Linked DNA regions of Mus musculus: region 1 is linked to region 2. A link is a loop called in an ENCODE intact Hi-C map of the cell type or tissue named here. Cell type or tissue: left cerebral cortex. All regions are shown on one strand. Each heading gives the region's core, and the rest is flanking DNA. Links, peaks and the distances in the headings are about the cores only.

Evidence for each region. A loop is a pair of places that touch in the nucleus more often than their neighbours do. Peaks named below come from ENCODE experiments on the same cell type or tissue, not always from the same donor. Only the 100,000 strongest peaks of a DNase experiment are listed, where the experiment ranks them.
Region 1: it touches region 2 in a loop (2.1-fold over the local background); 3 of 42 quality-filtered maps call a loop at or near these places.

Annotation. Positions count from the first base shown.
Region 1 is chr4:116,401,301-116,406,682 of GRCm38, reverse strand. All of the region lies in intron 3 of Mast2 (microtubule associated serine/threonine kinase 2), which reads left to right. Among named protein-coding and RNA genes, the nearest start is that of Mast2, 60 kb to the left of the region's middle. In left cerebral cortex, for the core only: a CTCF peak has its summit at 2,619 (motif pointing right); DNase peaks (open chromatin) are centred at 882, 2,646, 3,608, 4,331 and 1 more place; H3K4me3 peaks cover 2,288 bases; H3K27ac peaks cover 2,298 bases.
Region 2 is chr4:116,166,701-116,172,082 of GRCm38, reverse strand. Tspan1 (tetraspanin 1) reads left to right here and starts at 4,485. Exons shown (of 8, transcript NM_133681.4): 1 at 4,485-4,617; 2 at 5,011-5,075. The coding sequence starts at 5,019. In left cerebral cortex, for the core only: CTCF peaks have their summits at 2,854 (motif pointing left) and 4,372 (motif pointing right); a DNase peak (open chromatin) is centred at 2,843.

The DNA of each region.
Region 1 (5,382 bases), core at 115-5,114, 230 kb before region 2:
GAATCTCTTGCGGGGTTAATAATTTTTGCAGTATGTCCTATAGTGTAAAGAACAATTGTCGTAAACTAGAAGGTAATATAGTAATCATCTTGATAATGTAGTCCTACTTTCTCTAATTTTCATGTGATTTATTAGAAGAATCACAACTTGTTTCAATTTTCCATTTTTTTTCCTGGGATTTTAACAATTTCTACAATGCTAGAGAATTTAAACACTTATGAGTATTTAAGTTAGAGTCCTGTCATAAGAGATAACCTTTTCAGTCTTGAAATCTAAAACAGTGTGTTTTGTTTCATGAATTAAGGGATAGACATCTTTAAATGTGGCTGAAGTCCTGCTTCAAGTATGGCAGGCAGTGACCAAAGAAATAATTCTGAGCTTATTATAGCTTGGTGAAGCTATGCTTTTGCTGGCTGTGTCCTTTTAGACATCTGGTGGAATAGGGAGCGTTTCCTGTGGCAGCACTGTCAGCGATGAATAGATGAATGAATTCATCCGTGCTCAGAACTCACAGCACGTGTACTTTCATCCTTCCAAGGACATAAAAGAGCTGAGAGACCAACCTTAGCAATGGTCCAGGCTTCAGGGTGGAGGGTGGCGGAAGAGGCTTTGGGACTGTCCAAGAAGGGGAGATCTGCGTAGCTAGCGATAAAGAAACAAAAGAGTCTGTGACAGTATCGAAAGAATCTGACATTTGCTTTGTCTGTACAAAGGATGAAAGGAATTTTGCCGACTTAACCAAAACAATAACTGGTTTTGTATCAGTTTGAGCCCGAAAAGAGGCAGCAGAATAATATGTTTTTTTTGTTGTTGTTTTTATATTTTTGAAGCATATTTACCTTCAGAAATGGACGTGGAATGCTTTTATTTTTGGAAAGGAAAACGTGACACCGATTTTACGAGCTTAGTAGCTGTAGGTGGAGACTCTTGTTTTGTTTGCCAAACCTTTTTAATAAGCAGTGAAGTCTGGATAGCAAAGATTGCAGTTGCTTTTCCTGGGACCTTTGTTCTTCTCTTGGTACTTAAGATAATTTCAGACAAAGGAGGCTATGTATGGAAAAGAAAAGCAAATATCAAGTATTTTCTCTGTTCCTGCTTTGATTCTAATGAGAGTTTTCTATATTTTAGTATTAGGCAATAATTGTGTCCTAGGTTAGCTGTTTGCTGGGTTACTGGGCACAGCCTGCTGTTCTGAATGGACTGTTTACCTCTTTATTCAGCAGTAAATAGGTGCTAGTAGTTGGTGTCTGGGGAGTGGCTTTTTTTTGTCTGATATTTGCTATGGATGATTCGAGTATTCTGAGAAGGAGAGGTTTACAGGTGAGTAAAACAAAGCCTCTTTTTAAATACTGTTAGCACCTTTTGGAGATGTATCAGATTGTTGCAATTTCATTTAGTGCATGGGGGAGGGGGTGTCACTAAGTATTTTATTCTGTCATATATACTTATGACTAGAGAACTTTTGTTAAGACCTTGCTAATTTGTTTTCTTTTCATTTCTTTTGTTTTATCTTGAAATGGGGTCTTGGGTATATTACTCAGGTTGATCTCCAACTCCTGGGCTCAGGTGACCCTCCTTTCTCAAGCCTCCTGAATAGCTAGGACTACAGGGAGTGCGACCACATGCTTCTTAGTTATTATTACTACTTTCCATAGGAAAGTGCTGCTTGGATTTACTTACTTTGAATTAAATGAGTGGAGCAATTAAATCAAACCTATGTAGGATACAAACCTAATTTGAACATTAGCTATGCAAACATTCTGTTTCTGACCATTATGCTTGTCTCTATTTCATAATAAAGTCATGCTCATGTGTGTGTGTGTGTAACATTTGATTCTGTGTAAACTATTAGGACATTTTTCTAAACCTTTGCTTTGCATATATGCTATCCATTTATGTTAGCCTGTCTATTTCTGTGTATTTCTGTCCATCCATCCTCCATCTTTCTCAGTTCTTAGATATTTGATATATGAAGAAATGAATAAGGTATATAAGAATAAGAGGAAATGCAGAGACTGACAGACAACTTAAATGTAATTTTAATGAATACCTTTAGCATTAAAATAACTCACCACATTTCTTCTCAAATTTGGATATGTTTATCATGCACCATAAATCAGATCATCTTGCTCTGGGTTTTTTTTTTTTTTTTTTTTTTTGTAAATAACAAACTAGCTAGCTCATCATGGACACAATGACGGTTCTAGTATAAATTCTAGCTGATCAACCAACTTATGAGGGTCTGTTTTTGTGAAATACAACAGTGTTTCTTGCTTTCGTTAGGTTTATTTGACATTTGTAAAGATATCCCCCACTCCCCAAAAAGCACCCTGGTCCTCTCAATTCCCCTGAACTAATTTTAATTTATTTTATTTTTTTGTGTTCAAAAAGAATATATTATGTAAGGTAGGATTGGCAAACTTAAAACAAGTTAAAACATGATATTTGTAGTTTTGATTATATTTCTTTTTATTCAGTGTGTGTGTATATGTGTGTGTGTGTATGAGAGAGAGAGAGAGAAAGATCGAGAGTGTGTGTGTGTGTGTGTGTGTCAGTCAATGTGTGGTAGGGCAGGGCTTCAGAAATCCTTTGGAACTAAGAGTTATAAGAGTTACAGGCATTTGTCATCCACCAGATGGTGCCAGGATCCAAACTCCAGTCCTCTAATGGAGCAGTAACTGAGCCATGTTTCCAGCTCATGATTGTGCCTTTTATTAATATTTTCATATTGCAAACCCTCAAACGCAGGAGGAATACTTACTGAGTTCTTCACCAGTTGTCTAGTATGACTTGGAGTTCAGAAATCTCACACACCTCAGTGGGTTATATGTCCCCTTCTACTACAGTTGGCTCAGTGATTTGTCAGTCGATATTTCAGGGACATTCTGAAATACACTTCAAAAGTGTTCAGGATGCTTCTTCAGTAGTGGTGTATTGGAAAGTGCCTCTATAAGCATGCGTACTTGTATTTCCTAATATAAATAACATTTCTCTTTAGTTGCTGGGATTCAGAAATGGAATCGTGTTTCTCTGGTAGTGAATTTTAATTTTTTTGTTTGTTTATTTTGTCATCTTTGTGTTAAGACAGGCATCTTTTTCTTTTCACTGCTGACTATTGCAGGATCTGCTACTTTGTTTATTGATGCCCTTTCTTTTGAGTTTATTTTTGCTTAGTGAGAGTACCAAACTGTCAGATTACATAGCTGGAGGGTGACTTTATTTTCATTTGTTTTGTTTTGTAGCTGTATGTTTTGTTTTGTTTTGTTTCTACCTTCAGGTTCATTTCTAGAATATAGCAGGTACACATTCTGAAATAGAAGCAATGTGTGAAAAGCAGGAGTTTAAATTGGTCACTTGTTTAAAGAAATTAAAGTTTCAAGCCAATTCGATGATGGTGCATGCCTTAGATCCTAGCAGAAGTAGTTGAGTCTCTAAATTGGTGGGTGGCACAGGTCTGTAATGCCAGCACTGGGTCTATATAATTGAGATTCTGTCTCAGAACAAACAAACTAGACAACTAAATAACTAAATGGTCCCAACATCTGACATAAAATAATTACAATAATTTTAAAGAAGACTGTTTTAAAAAGCCAACAAAAGACGAGCATAGTCCCAGCACTTTGGAGGTTTGAGGCAGGCACATCTCTGTGAGTTGGAGACTAGCCTCTCTACATAGTGCCATGGCAGCAGCCAGAGCCATCCTGATACCCTGTATCAACTAAACTAAACCAAACAATCAAACAAACAAAACCCCTCAAACTAAGCATAGAGTCTAGAGAGATGACTCAGCAATTAACAGTAGGTGTGGCTCTTGGACAGGACCCAAGTTCAGTTTTTAACACCCTTTTTAAATAGTTCATAACTGCCTTTAACTCTAGCTTCAGGATCTTTGGCCTTCTTGGATATCTGCACTCATTGACACACATCTAGACACAGATATACATACATACATACATACATACATACATACATACATAGAAAGAAAGAAATAATACATACATACATACATACATACATAGAAAGAAAGAAATAATAAAAACAAAGTCTTGAAAATTAAACAACAAAACAAAGCAAAAAAACAAAAAAAAAAAAAAACAAGGTCAAGTTTGAGTGAAGGCAGCCTTTACCAGATCAGCTGCTTTGAAAGTAAAAGAATTAAACTACTGTAATTTTGGCACAATATAATGCTAATGAATACTAAAATAGAAGTACACTGGCTTATTTAATGATTTATGTGAAAGAAGACACAAGCTGGAAAAATAATAGCTTGACTTATTATTGTGTGTTGGGCTCATTCTCCGGCTGGAATTTGTTCCTGGGAAAAGAAGGGGATGAAACAGTCATACACTGTACATTCACTTTCTTACTGGTAAAAATATGCCTGGAGACGACTGTGTTGAGCATCTTTTCTGGAGGAGCCCCATCCATTATAGGAAGTGACTGTTTTTACATGAAAAGAAATTCAGATTTAGGTCTTATGGTAAAACTTGACTTTAGGGGCTGTTTTTATTTTCACTGTATAGCTCTGGCTGTCCTGGGAACTCACTCTGTAGCTTAAGCTGACCTCAAACTCACAAAGACTTACCTGCCTCTGCCTCCTGAGTGCTGGGATTGAAGGTATACCACCACTGCCCTGATAAGAATCTGTTTCCAATAAAAGAAAAAAATAGAATTCTTGATATTTCTGTGCCTCTTGGTTTTGTTTTTAAGGACTGTAAACTGAATTGCCCTTCATTGGATAATCATAGTTTATTAATGGTCATAATGTCTAAAGAAAAATCTCAAGTAAATTTTAGAAGCAATAGTTTTTTCTAGTATGCCTTAAGTGTTAATTAAATACTTCTGAACAGTGGCACTTTTAAGACTCTGATTTCTCAGCAACACTGGCAGAGAATGGGGAGTGAGGTGACACAAGTTAGTTTTTACCTGAGGATAATATATCCTGATTATTATTTCCTCTACTTCTCCCTGTTGCTCCCCATCTCCCCTCCTCTTCAAATTCTTTCTGTCTCTCATTAGAAAAGGACAGGCTTCTACAACCAAACATGACAAAATAAAATTATAATGTGAAAGAAAACTATTATATTGAAATTGGACTCAGCAATCCAACTGAAGGACAACTATTTTAAGGTTATGCACAAGAGTCAGGGATCCGTTTGTTCTCACAGTTAGGAGTCCCATAAAACACTAAGTTAATAGCTATAATATATACTCAGAAGATCTGGTGCAGACCTGTAGACTTTGCTTGCTGCCTCAGTCTCTGTTAGTTCATAGGTACCCTGCTTAGTTGATTCAGAGAGCCTTGTTCTCCTGGTGTCCTTCCGTTTCATACCCCCACCCCCACCCCCGCTCTTACACTCTTTCCATCTCTTCTGTGGGATT
Region 2 (5,382 bases), core at 72-5,071:
CCTCCAAGAAGCCGAGGATTTGGATTTGCCAGTTTCTCCACACCTTAGGCCTCTGTCTCTCTTCTGTCATCCTTCCTGCACCTTGGGGCCTCACCATGCCCTACTTTGACTTCCTTAACTTTTAGCCACTATTCCTGTGAGCCTCTGTCCTTATTCAGGCTCTGGGCCAAAGTCTCCATCCCGGATCTTCATGGACGTCACTTGCCTGCCTCCTTAGAGATTCCATTAGTGTCTAGGGTAGACTGACAGGTTGAGTTCTGGCTCTACCAGTCACAAGTTATGTGACCCTAACAGGTCCTTTGGCTTTCTGGGCTTCTGTTTTTTTCCCTGTATTTAAAATATGGATTAGCCGGACGTGGTGGCACACGCCTACTCAGGAGGCAGAGGCAGGCGGATTTCTGAGTTCCAGGCCAGCCTGGTCTACAGAGTGAGTTCCAGGACAGCCAGGGCTACACAGAGAAACCCTGTTTAGAAAAAAAAAAGAAAAGAAAAAAAAAAGAAAATATGGATTAAAAAGAAAGTCTAAAATGGTGGCAATATACACCTATAATCCCACCTAAAACCCATGTGGAGGTGGGAGCCAACAGCTTCAAGAGTTTGAGGTCATCTTTAGCTTCATAGAGTCAGTGGATGGCCTATGTGGGACCTACAATCACAAAAATCCCAACCCAACCAAATAAGCAGACAAAAACAACTTAGAGCAAACAGACAAAAAAAACAAAAGTCTATTTTATAGTTTTGTTGTGCAAAAAAACAAAACAAAAAATCCAAAGCATGTTGCACATTTAAGGCAAGCTTTATAGTATAGTTTGGAATGGCTCTGACTGGCTGGACCTCAGAGATCCACATGCCCTTGCCTCCTGAGTGCTGGGATAATGGGTACTGACCACCAAGCTCTGCCCATTTGTTTCAGTTTTGAGATGGGATCTTACCACCTCTTGGCCAGAAGGGTTTTAAGCTTGTAGGATCAAAAGATCTTCTTGCCTCAGCCTCCAGAGTAGCTGCTAATACAGGCATGTCCCACTGGCTTATTACCTGTAATATTATCTGCTTTCTCTGTCTCTACAGTTGCCTCCTTCCAATCAAAAACAACAAACTAAAAAATCCACTTCCGGGCTAGAGAGATGGTTCAGCAGTTAGGAATGCTTACTGCTCTTGCAGGAGACACCCAGCACCTCCAGGTGATACTTTCTTTTGACCTCTGTAGGCACCTGCATACATGTGAATAAACACACACACACACATGAACACACACGCACTCACCAACACAAATAAAAACCCACTTCTTTGGGTGTAGTGGCACAAGCCAGAAATTCCCCCACTTTGTGAGGTAGAGGTAGAAGAAAGACCATTGCAAGTTCAAGGTCAACTGAGGCTACATAGTGAGTCCTACACAAGCCAGGGTTCCATGGTGACTCCGTTTCTCAAGAAAACAAAAGTAGTCATAAAAATCAATCCACTTCCTCAAGTCAGGGAACGTAGCTCAAGCGACAGGGCATTTGTCTCTGGTGTGCAAAGCCCTGGGTGCTGTCCCTAGCAGGACACACACATACCATCTCTCTCCCATCATCATCCCTCCCCTAAATCCATCCCATAATCACGCTAGTAGTGCTCTCTGCTCTGACCTCTTAGTGCTCCTTGTTCTGAGTCAACTACTCTCTTACACAGACCAGGAAACGGAGACAGAAAAACAAATCTCGGCAGAGTAGTGGGGTGGGATGACACATACCTGGAACTCTAGCATTAGGGAGGCTGAGGCAGGACGACCAAGAATTCTAGTTAGTTGGGTGTGGCGTTTCACAACTGCAATCCTAGCGCTTGACACAGTCCTGCTTCAGCTGTCCAAGTTTGAGGCAAGTCTGGAACTACAGAGTGAGACCTCTTCTCGAAAGAAATAAAGCCAGGTTGGTGGCTCACACTTATGATCCCAGCACTCTGGAGACAGGATCAGGCAGGTTTCTGAGTTCAAGGCAAGTCAGGAGCTCCAGAACAGCCAGGTCAATATAGACCCCTCCTCCCCCCACCCCCAACCCCCCCCACACAGGATAAATAAATAAATAAATAAATAGGGGCTGGAAAGTTGGCTCAACCATTAAGAGCACTTGCTGCTCTTCCAGAGGACCCAGTTTGATTTCCAACACTTACAGGATTCCTGTCTGTAACTGTATTTCTAGGAGATCTCTTTTCTTCTAGCCTCTGGACAGGGTGCACAGAACAGACACACATGCACACAAAACATTCATACATGTTAAATACAATTTAAATTTAAAAATAAATAAAATGGGGCTGGAGAGATGGCTCAGCGGTTAAGAGCACTGACTGCTCTTCTGAAGGTCCTGAGTTCAAATCCCAGCAACCACATGGTGGCTCACAACCATCCGTAATGAGATCTGGCGCCTTCTTCTGGAGTGTCTGAAGACAGCTACAGTGTACTTAAAGCATATAATAAATAAATAAATCTTTAAAATAAATAAGTAAATAAATGAATAAATAAATAAAAAAATGGCCAGGCACAGTGACACACATGGGATTAAAGAATCCCAGCATTTGGGAGTCAGAGGCAGGCGATCTCTGTAGGTTTGAGCCAGCCTGTCGTACATAGCACCACGACAGCCAGAGGTACATAGTGAGACCCTGTCTTGAAAGAACAAAAATAAAAACAAATAAATAAACAAATAAAAATCCCCAGGGCCCACACAGCTAAGAAATGACAGAACCAGAATTTGGGGAGCAAGGACTTGTGAAGAACCTCTCAACCAGGAAGCTTGGAGTAGGAAAACAAAGAGGGAGCCCCAGAAAAGAAGGGTTACAGAACCTTGGGGTGATAGTGTCTCCTTTGTAGGCCCATAGTGCCACCTGCTGGCAGAATGACCAGGGCCATACTCTGGATTCCAGAATATGGAGAGGGGGAAAAGAAGAGTGGGGGGGGGGCGGGGGGGGGGGCTGGAGAAATGACATAGTGGTTGAGGCTGCAAAGGACCTTGGTTTGATTTCCAGCACCCACATGGTGGCTCACTGCCTCCTTAACTTTCAGTTCCAGGACTCCAGGGGATCTGATGGGCTGCTCTGAACTCCGTAAGAACCAGGCTCACACATCAGAGATATGCAGGCAAAAGGATGTAAAGAAGGAGGAGGAGGAGGAAGAGGAGGAAAAGGAGGAGGAGGAGGAGGAGGAAGAGGATGATGACGGTGACCTTGAAGTCTTGTGGGTTTTGTGAAAGGAAGAGGAAAAACAACCATTTCCTGTTCTGTGGTGAGAACAGAGGACCATGATCATATCCTTGAAAGTGTGTGTGTGTGTGTGTGTGTGTGCACCCATGTGCAAGTGTATGTGTGTGCATATGTATGAGCGTGCATATGTATGAGCATGTGTGTGTGTTCTCATAAGTGTATGCACATGAATGTACATTTGTTTGTGTGTGCATATGTGTGTGTGTGCGTGCACGCACGTGCTCACGAGTGTGTGCATATACTTATGTGTGTGTGAACACGCAAGAGACAGTGTGAGACATGTTCATTTACATTCAAGAGTACCACTCTGCTGGGCAGTGGTGGTGCATCCCTTTAATCCCAGCACTTGGGAGGCAGAGGCAGGCAGATTTTTGAGTTTGAGGTCAGCCTGGTCTACAGAGTGAGTTCCAGGACAACCAGGTCTACACAGAGAAACCCTGCCCTGTCTTGAAAAACCAAAAGAAAAAAGGAAAAAAAAAAAGAGTATCACTCTATGTTATATACGTGACTGAGTTTTTTTTTTTAAAGATTTATTTATTATTATATGTAAGTACACTGTAGCTGTCTTCAGACACACCAGAAGAGGGAGTCAGATCTTGTTACGGATGGTTGTGAGCCACCATGTGGTTGCTGGGATTTGAACTCTGGACTTTCGGAAGAGCAGTCGGGTGCTCTTACCCACTGAGCCATCTCACCAGCCCTTTTTTTTTTTAAGATTTATTTATTATTTATTATATGTAAGTACACTGTAGCTGTCTTCTGACACTCTAGAAGAGGGAGTCAGATCTCATTATGGATGGTTGTGAGCCACCATGTGGTTGCCGGAATTTGAACTCAGGACCTTCGGAAGAGCAGTCGGGTGCTCTTACCTGTTGAGCCATCTCACCAGCCCCCCGTGACTGAGTTTTGTGTGTAAACATATGGGTGGCAGCTCGAGCAGATGTGGGTGCCAGTAAACACACAGTTTCAAGGTAAGAATCATATCACACTATTGTGAGCGAGGCACCCAAAAGTTCTAGAAAGCTACTTGTCCAGCTCCTGACACTGCTGCCCCATACACCCCTTTTCAGGAGAGGCAGAGTCTATGGTGACATTTCCAGGTAGAGATTTAATTATTGCTTTCAGTGTTGGGAACTTATCTCCAGGCAGTAGGGGGCAGCAGGGGCAAAGAAGGCTAATCAGCCTTGGGTGGGGCCAGCGGGCGGGCCTGCGGCCAGGAGGTTTTAAAACACCTGCCCCACCTGTAGGTGAGTAGTGTTTTGCGAGGACTAGCCGCTCCTTCAGCGTTCTGCCAGCACACTGAGTGGCAGTTTCCTGGAGCTGTTCTGTTCCTTCTGGAGTGCAACAGATCCCGTTCAGAACCTATTGCCAAGAGCCCTGAAGCAGGTGATGGCATAGACCAGGGATTAATCTATGAATAGGTACCAGTCTAAAAACAGGTTTGGGGTGCTAGAAAAAGCCATTGGTGGGTACTGAAGAATCTGAGATTGGTTTAGAAAGAGGATTAGGAAAGACAGGTGTCAGGCAAGGGTGTTGAGTGGTCTGGAGTGTGAGATCAGGCTTGTAATACCTGCATGGGGATCTGGGGATATTAAGATCTGAGAACTAGTACAGGTGGGCATACGTGTCAACAAAAGGACTGGAAAAAGTTCTGAGATATTAGAGTCCAGATGCAGGGGAAATTTGGTGAGAAATAACAAGATGTTGGACTCAAAAAAACACAGCCAGCCCAGGGCAAGTGGGAGGTAAGGCCCTAATTTGTGCATGTCTGTTTCCCAGGACACACCATGCAGTGCTTCAAATTCATTAAGGTCATGATGTTCCTCTTCAATCTACTCATCTTTGTAAGTATGGTGGTTGTGGGTTTCCTGGGGTTCCTTACAAAAGCAGGTCACAGTCTGAACAGAGGCCAGGCTGGAGAATGGGAAACTAGGTACCCAGACTCTGCCCTGTAAATTTTCCTATATGAGAAGGAAGCAGAGGGTCTTCCCAAATGCTGATTCCTGATTCCACTAACAACCTGACTGCCACACAGAGGTTTGGGTGAAGATGCGGAAGGCTAGGGATGGAGAAGCTTGAGTCTCTCACCTCCCTTCTAGGAAGGATCATTCTGGGGCAGGGCTGGCTAGCAGGAATGATTGTCCCCCCTCC